Regions from separate parts of the Homo sapiens genome. Here all the other regions are linked to region 1. Evidence: chromatin contacts called from ENCODE Hi-C or POLR2A ChIA-PET data. All regions are on one chromosome and are shown on one strand. The core of a region is the stretch at or near the end of the contact, and the rest is flanking DNA. Distances in the headings are between cores, read along the strand shown. Region 1 holds the start of SIPA1L2 (signal induced proliferation associated 1 like 2). Region 2 overlaps SIPA1L2 (signal induced proliferation associated 1 like 2). Region 3 overlaps SIPA1L2 (signal induced proliferation associated 1 like 2).

Region 1 (3,309 bases), core at 56-2,555:
CCTTTTAACAGGGCTGTGTTCTAGGAAGTGTTTGTGATAGGGAAGTAGAGATAACACTTTTTCTTCAGGAAGAAGTCTGACTCTAGAAGGGGAGAAACTGAAAGCCCCAATCCAGTCTCAGGGAACCCAGCTCAAAACTCTGACAAAAAAGCCTGCTCAGGAAATTCTACGGTGTGGCTGGAAGGTAAGTTAGAGGCTGCCTCCACCTGCTTTATTATTCCTGCGTATAGATGACTGTTGCTGTCCATTTAGGCAGAGTCAATTCCAGTCTAGCTTAAAAGATTCTTCTGAGACCCTTTAATCTTTCAGCATCTAATTCAAATGTCAAGCAATTTACAATAATAGTTTCAAATAATGCTTCCTCACAGGTGAGTCAACATTTCTAAGAAAGCAGAAAAGTTGGGTATAAAAAGTTCAATTCTTCCTCGTCGGAAAAAAGATGCAAGACATTTCTACCGTGGGCTGAGCGCTGCCTGGAGGGCAGGGAGGAAGGGGTGAGCGGACCGCGCTGGGATGTGGGTGCCTGGAACTGCCAATCTCTCCGTTTTCCCCTTGGCTCCTAAAGGTCTCTTAGCAGCATTTCCTGCACGCTGGCACCCCCTGTCCTCCTAACGTTTTACTGCCTGCGTGTTTCTCTGTGCTTCCCCACCCTCCGACCCACAGGGCCCGGGGCGCCCTCCGGGGGCCGGCACACAGCAGGGTCTCGCTTCCTCGCGCTGTCTTCTTCAGATGGGATCACTTCGACTTGCGGCCGTTTGGGCGTTCGCGGGGCCTCGGCGATTCTGTGGCGTCCTGGGCTGTGTATGTAGCCCCAGCGGCCGAGGCTCACGGATCCGACCGCCCGGCCGCCGCGTCTGTCCCAAGTTGGGAGACGGGAGGGCCGGGTGGGGTCGCGCCTGCGCCAGGGGGCGGCTCAGAACCAGACTCGCGGTTTTTAACTTATTCCTCAGAGGGGCGAAAGCGAGTCTCGACAAGGACGGCGACGGCTCTCTAGAAGCCGGGGTCCAGGTAGGCTGCCCGGCCCTCGAGCTCGCCCAGCGCCGCTCATGATGCGCCCCGCAGCCCCCTCCCCAAGAAGGGCGTCCGGGCCCCTCCTGGACGCGCAGCTCCCGCGCGCCGCGGGGCCTGGGAACAGCGCACCGGCTGCGCCCGGAGCCGGGCGGACGGTGAGACTGACGGCGTCCGCGCCCAATCGTGGGGCGGGGCCGAGGGGGCCTGCAGGCAGCGACCAATGGGAGCCCGCAGAGCGGGCGGGGGGCGGTGCCGCTGGGCGGGCGGGCGGTGGCATCGGGAGCCGGCGCGGCAGACTGGGAGCCCGGGAGGAGCTGGCGGAGCGAGAGGAGGAGGAGGACGGAGGAGGAGCACCGCGCCCCCGCCGGCCGCCCGAGCGCAGGCCGAGAGCTCCAGCCGCAGCCAGCGGGTCCGGGCCGCCTCCGCCGGAGCCCGGCGCGGGGAGAGTCCGGGCCGATGGGCAGCCCCGGGCAGCGGCGGGCGGCGAGGCGGCAGCCCGGGTACGCGCCGCCCGGCGCGCACAGGCTGTAGCAGGTTCCGGCGGACGGCGTTGCGAAGGTTCGTGTCGGGGAATCCGACGGGCAGCGTGGCGAGGGTCGGTTCGGGATGCCTGCGGCCAGGCGGGGACTGTCCCGAAGGGGAAGGGGATGCCCTTCGGGGCGCTTTGGGGGGCTGACGGCGGCGAGGGGTGCGAGGGGCGCGGGGGTGCGAGGGTCGCGGCGCAGGGTCCGGCTTGTAGACGCAGATGCGCCCGCGCTCCCGATCCCCGGCTGGAAGAGGAGCCGCCGCCGCCTGTTCTCTCCAAGTTATCGATCGGCTGAAAGGTTATTCCCGTCTCGGCGACACAGGCACTGAGGAGGGTCTTCTCCAGGTGCCCAGAACTTCGCTCTGACTAACGCTCTCTGGAAGGGCTCGCGGTTGCCCGACGCAGCTTCCCCGGCGCGCCTGGCCAGCTGACGCCGAACTTGCTGCGGGGCTAATTCCCCTTCTAGAGGGGGTGCGCCCGGAGCGCGCGCCCTCACCGGGACGGATCCCTCTTTGTAAGACCGGGAGCCTCCGGCGAGCGCTCTTCTCACTCACCGCGACCTTTCTTCCCACTTTGCCAGCTCCTGGGCCTCTCCGGGTCTTCCCGTGTCAGTGAGGGTAGTTTGCCCACGTCCTGGGAATATCCCTGGGAACACCTACAGATTAATTTTCAGCCGTGCCGCAAACCCAAAGAATCAATTTCGGCTCATCATCTGCAAGAGAGAGCCGAGGCTTCTCGGAAAGAGAGAACAACTTGGCATTACCCCTGTGGGAGATATTTGTCATCATTAACCTGCTTGAGTTAAATTAATTCAGCCCAAGATGACTCTGGCCTGAGTATTGGAAAAAATCAAGTGCATTGGTTACGGAATTGTGCTCACCAAAACATGATTTTGGTCAAAACAAAATTGTAGACATTTTGGATTTTGGTTAGATTGAGACTGGGTTTTGACAAGGATGGCTTTTTTTTAAAAAAAACAAGGAAAAAAACCCTCAAAGAATCTTGGTGATTCTCATGTCTTTGCCCAGTAAGTTCAAAATAGTCGCACAGATTTTTCTTTTCTTTGCCTCTTTTGTCTGCAGTCTCCATTCTAAACGTTAACACTAGATGGCTTTCTTATGACAGACATTTAGTAAACTGCCCATTTGAGTCGCGTTTGTGTGCAGCCTAGGTTGTAATTTTTCTAGTGTTACAATTAGTAATTGAAGAAAAAAGATCTCCCAAACTGTTGCTTTTTATTGCTTTCCTAGAAAACCTACACATACCGATATTTTTGCGGATATTGAGAGGTGGCCTATTATTTTTGGCATTCCCAAAGTTGAATTTCAAGAGACAACTTGGTTACTGTATTTAGTTACATCATTTAAGAATGCTTGTTTCATGTTTGGACTTATTTAAAGAATTCAGAGTTCTGTTAGTTTTGTCATTCTGTTTAGACAATATTTCCAGTTAAAAGATGTTTACCGCTTGATTGAATTTCACTGCTTGATTCAGAGTTATAAGAGAGTATTATTCATGAGAAAAATGCAGTCTTTCTTAAGTTTTGGGTATAAATCACATTGATTCTTCCTAAAAGATTCCATTGATCCATTTTGGGAAGAGATGCAGTTAAAGTATCTGCATGATTCATACCAGGGATTGTGTTAGGGACATCTCCCCAGAGGATGTTTGATTTTTTCATTTCTAAGCACAAGCCCTTTTATGACAAGCACAATAGCCCGTAGTTTCAGCAGTAACAGCAGCAGCAGCAGCAGCAGGCTCCCAGTTATGTT
Region 2 (3,781 bases), core at 216-2,715, 92 kb after region 1:
GTCCACACAGAAGAAAAAATGCGTAATGAAAACTGGTAGAATGAAGCTCAGAGGAGCCAGATCTAGATTGACAGGTCACTGGGGGGCTCTCTGAAGTAAGAGGGCTGTCGTCAGACTCGTGGTAGAAAGAGGCTGGCCACAGGGTGCAGCTGGGATCCCAACTCTAGCTGGTTCTGGAGGGTGGGCCTGGGGGAATGGGGAGAGCACAGAATGAGAGAAGAGCTGCTCTCCAGGTCAGTTGTGTTTGCTCTTCTTGTACAACCTGCGTGAGATCCTCTCCTTTAAAACCTCAGTCTTCATGCATATTGGCCTGGTGATGCTCTGTACCAAATTTCTGAGGTAGTGGGCCCAGATCTACTCGGGGGAGTGCAGAATTGAAGGCAAAGATGCAGAAGGGGAAATCTCTTATTATGTCTTCTCCCGTCCTTGAAGATGTTCAGGTCATTTTCAGGGTTGTTTGACTTTTAGGAAACTACTTAATTTCTCTTGACCAAATGAAGTTTAAGTGATTTTGAGTGTTCTCGTTTGACCTTTGAGTGACAGACCCTTAGACTTTTTGCAGTTGTAAGTAGTAGGAAGGACTCAGATTGTTTCGCACCTCTCAAGGCCTTGCCTAAGGTGTCCACTAGTTACCAAGAAGCCCTAGATAAGACCCTACCCCAAGGGTTTCAACTGGCATCAGGTTAGACAGAGGAGTTGAGCTGCTTCACCTGCAGCGGTTTGTGTAGTTAGCCTGGTAGAAGGCTGGAGATTGTGAACCGAAGATGATGAATAAACAGATTTGCTGTTTGCTTGACGAGGAGACTCTGAGGAGAGGATTTTCATTCTGTGTTGCCACAAACAGAGCATGTGACTGCTACTTCCCCCAGCAATCAAAACAGGATTAAGAGGAGTAGAAAATAAGGTAGATAAAACTTGCATCTTGGGAATATTCGTCAGCTGTCTGAATAGGTAACAAAAATAGAAAAAAGAACATGATATTCTATATACGCTTGCAGGTTTAGATGCTGAGGTCAAATTTTGTCTTTGTCATTAGTGGTGAGTCAGCTCACCCACCCACTGTCACATTCTTGATGGTTGGGAAATTTTGAGCTCTCTACTCAAATTGTACCTTCATGTGATCATCAAATTATTGAAAGTTTTTCTTCTCAGTTATGTGTGTATACAAGCACATGTGTGTATAGTGGGGGAGGGGGGGTCACAAAACACTAAGCCTGGGGGACTTTAAGATTATATGAAGTAGGAATTAGCATAGAGATGGCAGCATTCTCTGTACCACTTCTCTTTGGATAATTTGAAACCAGTAATTTTACATAGGCCATTTGAGTGCCAGTGGTGAAAAGGTTTTAATGGAAAGTGGTGTTGGGGGACTCTGTGGAAAGGGAGCTGGTGCCATACAGAGTGAGTGCCTTCATGTGGAACGATGCTTTGAAAGGATCAGATATTGCGGAGGCACCAGGCATTCTTTCCCTCTGAGTCATTCTGGAGGTATAACCCCTGCTGAGGGCCAGTTACTGTTCTCTGTGTTGGAGAAGAGAAGTGGGTGTTTGTAGGGTTAGGAGACCTTCCTCATCTGCCCCATACCCCCTCTTCTCTTGTCTGACATGCCTGAGTGATTCTGGTGCATGCCCTCAACAGCCCCATGGCCTGCTGAGCTAGGTGTCAGCAGAAGATCCCCATCCTGGCCCCATCCTGGCCTGACCGTGATCCCACCTGTGCCAAAATGGAGATATTTCAGCTTTATTCTGCTGCCTTTGAAATTACTGAGACTTTTTGTTGTTTCTGTGTAACCAATGTTAATGAGGATTTGAACCTAGCATTTCCTCACTGATGGGGTAAGAACTTGCCTGGGAGATTGTCACAGATAACTTAAATAAATGATGTTTATTACAAAAAGGGTTACACTTAGGTTATTTTTGTCATTTAGGAAGTCTGTAATCAGTGAATGAAAAATGGACAAGCTTAAATATCATAGTTAGAGGTAGAAAGGTTATATGTAGATAGTTTAAGGATCATGAATGAACAATAATAACTGTGGAACACATTTGCGTATGGGAGGCACTATTCTAAGCCTTACCTGCCTCAGCTCATTTAATCCCCACAGCAGTCCTGTGAGTTAGGTCCTATTAATTCTCCATTTTACAGATGAGAGAATCGAGGCTCACAAAGGTTAGCTAACTTGCATGTCTACACATGGTCTAGTAAGTAGAGCTGTGGTTCTGACCTTGGCGTCTGACTCCACAGCCCATCTGTGCTACTAGCCATTATTACACCATTGCTCCTGCTAAACAAGGGTGACGGACACAAAACCAAAGCTTCAGGGATTTTTAAATTAAGAAAATTTATCATTTTCCTATTTTGTGAAGTATTCCTTGTTGCTTCATTTTTTTTTTATCTTTTGAATTTTAGTATATTTTTAATGTGGGCACTATAAAGCGATGTATTGCTACTATTGTTCTTCTTAAGCAACTCTGATGTTTTGCTGTTATACTATTGGTTTAGTTGCATACTTATGTACATAGGAATATTTCTTAATTTTATTGATCAGAATTTCTTGTTCCAAGAAGTAGGACATTCTGTATTTACAAATTGCTTGGTCCCACCAAATTAATACATAATGTAATTATTATTATTTATTTATTTTTGAGACAGGGTCTCACGTTGTCACCCAGGCTGGAGTGCAGTGGCACAATCACAGTTCACTGTAGCCTCAACCTCCCAGGTCTCAGGTGATCCTCCCACCTCAGCCTCCCAAGTAACTGAGACTACAGATGCAAACCACCACACCTGGCTAATTTTTCTATTTCTTGTACAAACAGGGTTTCACCATGTTGCCTAGGCTGGTCTCGAATTCCTGAGCTTCAGCGATCCACCTGCTGTGGCCTCCCAAAGTGCTAAGATTATAGACGTGAGCCACCGTGCTTGGCCCATAATGTAATTACGACATGATGTGGTATAGAAAAGAATAGTTCCAAATTAAAGCACATTCTTTGAGATAAAACATCTTCAGCCATAAGACATCCCAAATATTTGGACACAAGAGAAATTGGTTTTTGACTCTTTATCACCTCAACTACTCCTCCTGTCAGTCGTCTTATTTTTTTTTAGGCAGAAGAACTTTTTATTTATTACTTATATAGTGAAATCATCCATAGCAATATTGCAGTTACAAGAGAAAAAGAAGGAGCTTATTAGACTTAGAACTTCTGTCGTTTTGTTTGTTTGTTTTATTTTTCATTTTTGGAGAACTCTTTTTCACCAGTCCGTTGACAGATTTTTAATGATGGTGTAGGCTGGCTTTCATTTCAGCCTAAAGGCTTCTTTATTTGGTGGGCTGATTTCTCTCAGTCCCTGGGCTTTGCATCACTGGTGTCACATACCATCTGAAACAGGGTGAGAAGAAAGTAGTTCCTCATAAGCAATGATTCAAGAGGCCAGGAGAGTGGTTGGTTGGGACCCTTACGGCTAGAATATAGTTTTGAGCATCTCTGAATTCCCAGGCCTTAAGTTAGATTCCCTCCAGTTTTCCTTAAAGGTGTTTTGCCTGTGAAAACCATCTACATACACCAGACATTGGTAAGAATATTCTGCTTCATGGTTACTGAGATGAGGCTGCATTGCCAAAAGAGAGTGAAGGATTTCGGGAGAGAGGCGAGAGATGCCTCAGGCCCAAGCTGGAATGGGATAACCTGACTTTTAGATAACATAGACTTGTTTTCGCCCTTTCCCAGCTCCTGCGCTCTCAGATCTGTCGTGCTTCCTTGGTCTCCTTGTCTCTGAC
Region 3 (3,467 bases), core at 11-2,510, 120 kb after region 1:
GTATCACATTATATCACACTGCTCAAGGATGCTCTCTAGGTGGAAGTTAGTTATTTTTGGAAAGGGAGATGGAGAGATAGGCTTCCTAATTAAGGTTATTTTTATTGATGAAGCCATGGCTGCCAATTCTTAATAAAATAAAGTCTGTTGGATTTATTATGCCCTGAAATCCCCAGGTAATTAGTCATTCTGGCTAGCTGAGTTTTGTAAATAGTTTGTGATTCAGACTTTGAAATACTAGAACATAAAATTATATATATGTTCATATTTATGCCAAAACTTAGTGCCAGCGTCTCATTCATATGCTGTTGCACATGTCTGAGTGTAAGTGGAATGAAAAACTGTTGTTTTGTGCACCCCGGTCACCACCATTTGATTCATTAATGTCCCCAGGGTCTGTTCCCCGAGATGATTTTAGGTTGCTAGATTCTGTTAGTTTTCTTGACTGCTACTTGTAGTTTTTCTCTTGAATTCTCAACTGTCACTTCTTGGTAGTTTTAAAGACTCCTCTGCAAGTGATTTATTTCCTCCACCTTTTCTGATGAGCTACTTAGTTTTTCAAGAGCATTGCAAATGACATCATCAAACTGCTTAGGTTTGAATGTGAAATAAATAAGCTCCAAAGAAGAATCTGAGTGTAGACACCCTGTCAGTGAATTGTGGGTGGATGTACGCTTATCGTTTGGCATTTTGGTGCTGTTGGGCACACTCTCTGGTTCTGAGCTTTGCAGTGGATTTATAAACGAGTCAGAAAGCAGAATTCTAGACTATAGTCACGCATCAGTTAACAACAGGGATATGGTCTGAGAAATGTGTTATTAGGCAATTTCGTCATTGCGTGAACATCATAGAGTATACTTACACAATCCTAGATATATATCTTTATTCATATATATATATATATTTTCATATTGAAAACCAAATGTCCCAGCACCATTACTGAATATCAGACATTTCCCCTTATTCATCTGCACTGCCAATATCAAGTGCCATGCATCAGATTTCTGTATATGCTCCATCATGATTTTATGGGACCACCGTCATGTATGTGGTCCATTGTTGACCGAAATATCCCTATGCGGTACATGACTGTGCTTTGCAAAGCCCACAAAATGAGGGAGTGGGGAGGCAATCCGTGAGGTCACTTTGTCTTCAGTGTTCTGTGATTCTGTGCTGTGGAAGGTGCTGTTGTGCCTGCAGATGGGCTCGGGCTGGGGAAGGAGCGGCCACCAGGAGCGAGAAGAAGGCCGAGCCCCGGCTGCTCTGTTCTCTCTCCAGCGCAGCTGTGAACTGTGTCCTGCCTCCTCCTATATTTAGCTCTTCCCCTGTGGTCCAGTGTGACTTCAAAGTGAAATTGGTTACAATGGCATCTGCTCCTGCTCTTGCTGGTCTCTTGTTGAGCCATTAAGGACTCCAGGCAGAGGCAGCAGCCCAGATTCTTAAGTGAAAAGTACAGTGAGGTGGAGGCCTCCTATGGTGTGGGAGTAGATTCCCATTCCCGCTTCAGCCACTGGACACAGTTGTGCAAGACCCTTCTGTCTGCAAACATCATGAGTTGGGTGAGCTTCATTGTATTTAAAAACAGAGGGCCTGGGCAGACTGGCACAGATAACGATGTTTTTGAGATAGCTTTTTTCTTTCCCTTTTTTGCTTTTCCCTTCTCTCAAGGATTTTCTCTTTGGAAACTGACTTTCAGGGATCTATCTTTCAATACTTTCCAGAGTGCTTTTATTTTGTTCTGTGCTTCAGGGTTCTGTGTAAAACTTCATTTTCAAGAGAATTAACTGGCTCCCAATCATGGCAAATGTTTAAAGTGCGATACTTTAATAATGTGATTTCTTCTTTATTGGGTAGTTAATGTGAAATGTCTGCTTTTGATGCTGAGGTGTATTTCTGTGACACATCATCACTGAAAGGCTGTTGAATAACTTTGTGAAAGGATTTCTGCAGGGGAGTGGCAGGACACAGGAAACTGTGTGACAACATCGCTTGCCCAGGCAAATCCATCTGTAGCTTTCAGTGAAATAGCTTTTCTTTTTTCTTGAAGACAGAGTCTCGCTCTGTTGCCCAGGCTGGCGTGCAGTGGCGCAATCTTGGCTCACTGCAACCTCTGCCTCCCGGGTTCAAGCAATTCTCCTGCCTCAGCCTCCCAAGTAGCTGGGATTACAGACATGTGCCACCACGCCCGGCTAATTTTTGTATTTTTAGTAGAGATGGGGTTTCGCCGTGTTGGCCAGGCTGGTCTCGAACGCCTGTCTTCAGGTGATCCACCCACCTCAGCCTCCCAGAGTGCTGGGATTACAGGCGTGAGCCACCGCACCCAGCCAAAACAGCTTTTTTAAAAGCAGTGAGGATAGTAGCAAGTAGAGTGAATGCCCAATAAGTCCCTTCCTTTCACGGGCGATAACCATGAAGACACATTGGTGCCGTTTGTCACATTACTGTTTCTCTGATGGGACTCATTGTGAATGTGCCATTTGCTGCTGCTTTGAGCTTTGCATTTGTGAAACAGGCTGTGACAAAGGGTCCCTTAGATAGGGATTCTAGTTGTGCTTGACCACGGTCAGTCATGTGAGCATCAGTGAGTCTGGTTTCCATTGTAGCAGAGCAGCAGGCTTTGCCTCCTTCTGGACCTGCTTGGCACTGCACACTGCCACCAACAGTGGGGCCAGTGCTGGAACTGTGTGGCAGAGCCCAGACACTGTGTGTTGACACGTGAGGTCTCCCCCGCTTGGTGACGAAATCCTTAACTTGTTAAGAAGTTGTGCACCTAGTGGGTTACTCAGGAGTTCTAAAACGGTTCTGTGCCCTACTTTATGCCACCCAGACCAGAATAGTTCTAGGAGGCAAAGTGAGTAATATTTGGGTAAAGAGAGGTTAAAACCAGATGGGAGGATGAAGCTGGGCCTCCGTGGTGACTCAGGAGTGAAGTGAAAAGTGGCTAAATCATTGTCTGAGCCTTCGGGAACGTTGTTTTGCTAGAGCCATTCTGCTGGCACAGGAGCGCGTGTTCCTCTGAATGTAGTGGGGGAAAATGCGGAATCAGATTGACGAATCTATATCTTTTTTTCATTTAGAATTTTTAAATGGTATATAAATGTCATATGATGGTTATGGGAAAATAAGAAAATGTAGAAAAGCAAGAAATAAAGTCTCCCCAAATTCATCAGCTATAATCACCATTAACATTTCGTCATTATCCTTGAAGGCTTTTCTGATGCAAATAAATTTATGTAAATGGAGCTTACTCCTGCTATTACTGTGGAACTTGCTTTTGATGATCACCCTTCCATGTCATTATGTATAGAACTGCATCTGCATTTTAAGAGCCATTATCAATTATCGTTATCTGCACTGAATGCATGAGGAGATGCCAGGTATTTACCAGCCATGATCTGGGCAGATAAGTTAATGACTGTGTTTGCTTTACTTGAGAGAGAAACTTACCAGCTTGATAGAAGCACAGT

What was found. A loop is a pair of places that touch in the nucleus more often than their neighbours do. ChIA-PET counts read pairs that join two places held with the same protein, here RNA polymerase II (POLR2A). Pooled maps may share reads with other maps.
Region 2: POLR2A ChIA-PET joins it to region 1 with 24 read pairs in MCF 10A. The contact joins the enhancer-like site here to the promoter of SIPA1L2 in region 1. A Hi-C loop is called at or near these places in 4 of 168 maps with a recorded cell type or tissue (MCF 10A, PC-3, endothelial cell of umbilical vein and 1 more), 1 of 37 single-sample maps with no recorded cell type and 5 of 50 pooled maps. POLR2A ChIA-PET finds 5 or more read pairs at or near these places in 5 of 52 experiments (AG04449, HEK293, MCF 10A and 2 more).
Region 3: a map of dorsolateral prefrontal cortex shows a loop between it and region 1 (11-fold over the local background). The contact joins the enhancer-like site here to the promoter of SIPA1L2 in region 1. A Hi-C loop is called at or near these places in 20 of 168 maps with a recorded cell type or tissue (IMR-90, Panc1, dorsolateral prefrontal cortex and 6 more), 6 of 37 single-sample maps with no recorded cell type and 17 of 50 pooled maps. POLR2A ChIA-PET finds 5 or more read pairs at or near these places in 3 of 52 experiments (HEK293, MCF 10A and OCI-LY7).

Annotation. Positions count from the first base shown.
Region 1 is chr1:232,628,129-232,631,437 of GRCh38, reverse strand. SIPA1L2 (signal induced proliferation associated 1 like 2) reads left to right here and starts at 1,305. Exons shown (of 23, transcript NM_020808.5): 1 at 1,305-1,569. It overlaps LOC124904551 (a long non-coding RNA gene), which reads right to left and starts at 856. Exons shown (of 2, transcript XR_007066943.1): 1 at 2-856. RefSeq lists silencers at 888-1,367, 1,428-1,527.
Region 2 is chr1:232,536,101-232,539,881 of GRCh38, reverse strand. All of the region lies in intron 2 of SIPA1L2 (signal induced proliferation associated 1 like 2), which reads left to right. Among named protein-coding and RNA genes, the nearest start is that of SIPA1L2, 92 kb to the left of the region's middle. Within about 2 kb of position 1,465, at least 5 of the 41 ENCODE cell types and tissues checked have a DNase peak (open chromatin) inside an H3K27ac peak, as active enhancers do; they include PC-3, where a contact is called at or near this core.
Region 3 is chr1:232,507,669-232,511,135 of GRCh38, reverse strand. All of the region lies in intron 3 of SIPA1L2 (signal induced proliferation associated 1 like 2), which reads left to right. Among named protein-coding and RNA genes, the nearest start is that of SIPA1L2, 120 kb to the left of the region's middle. Within about 2 kb of position 1,260, at least 4 of the 41 ENCODE cell types and tissues checked have a DNase peak (open chromatin) inside an H3K27ac peak, as active enhancers do; they include dorsolateral prefrontal cortex and heart right ventricle, where a contact is called at or near this core.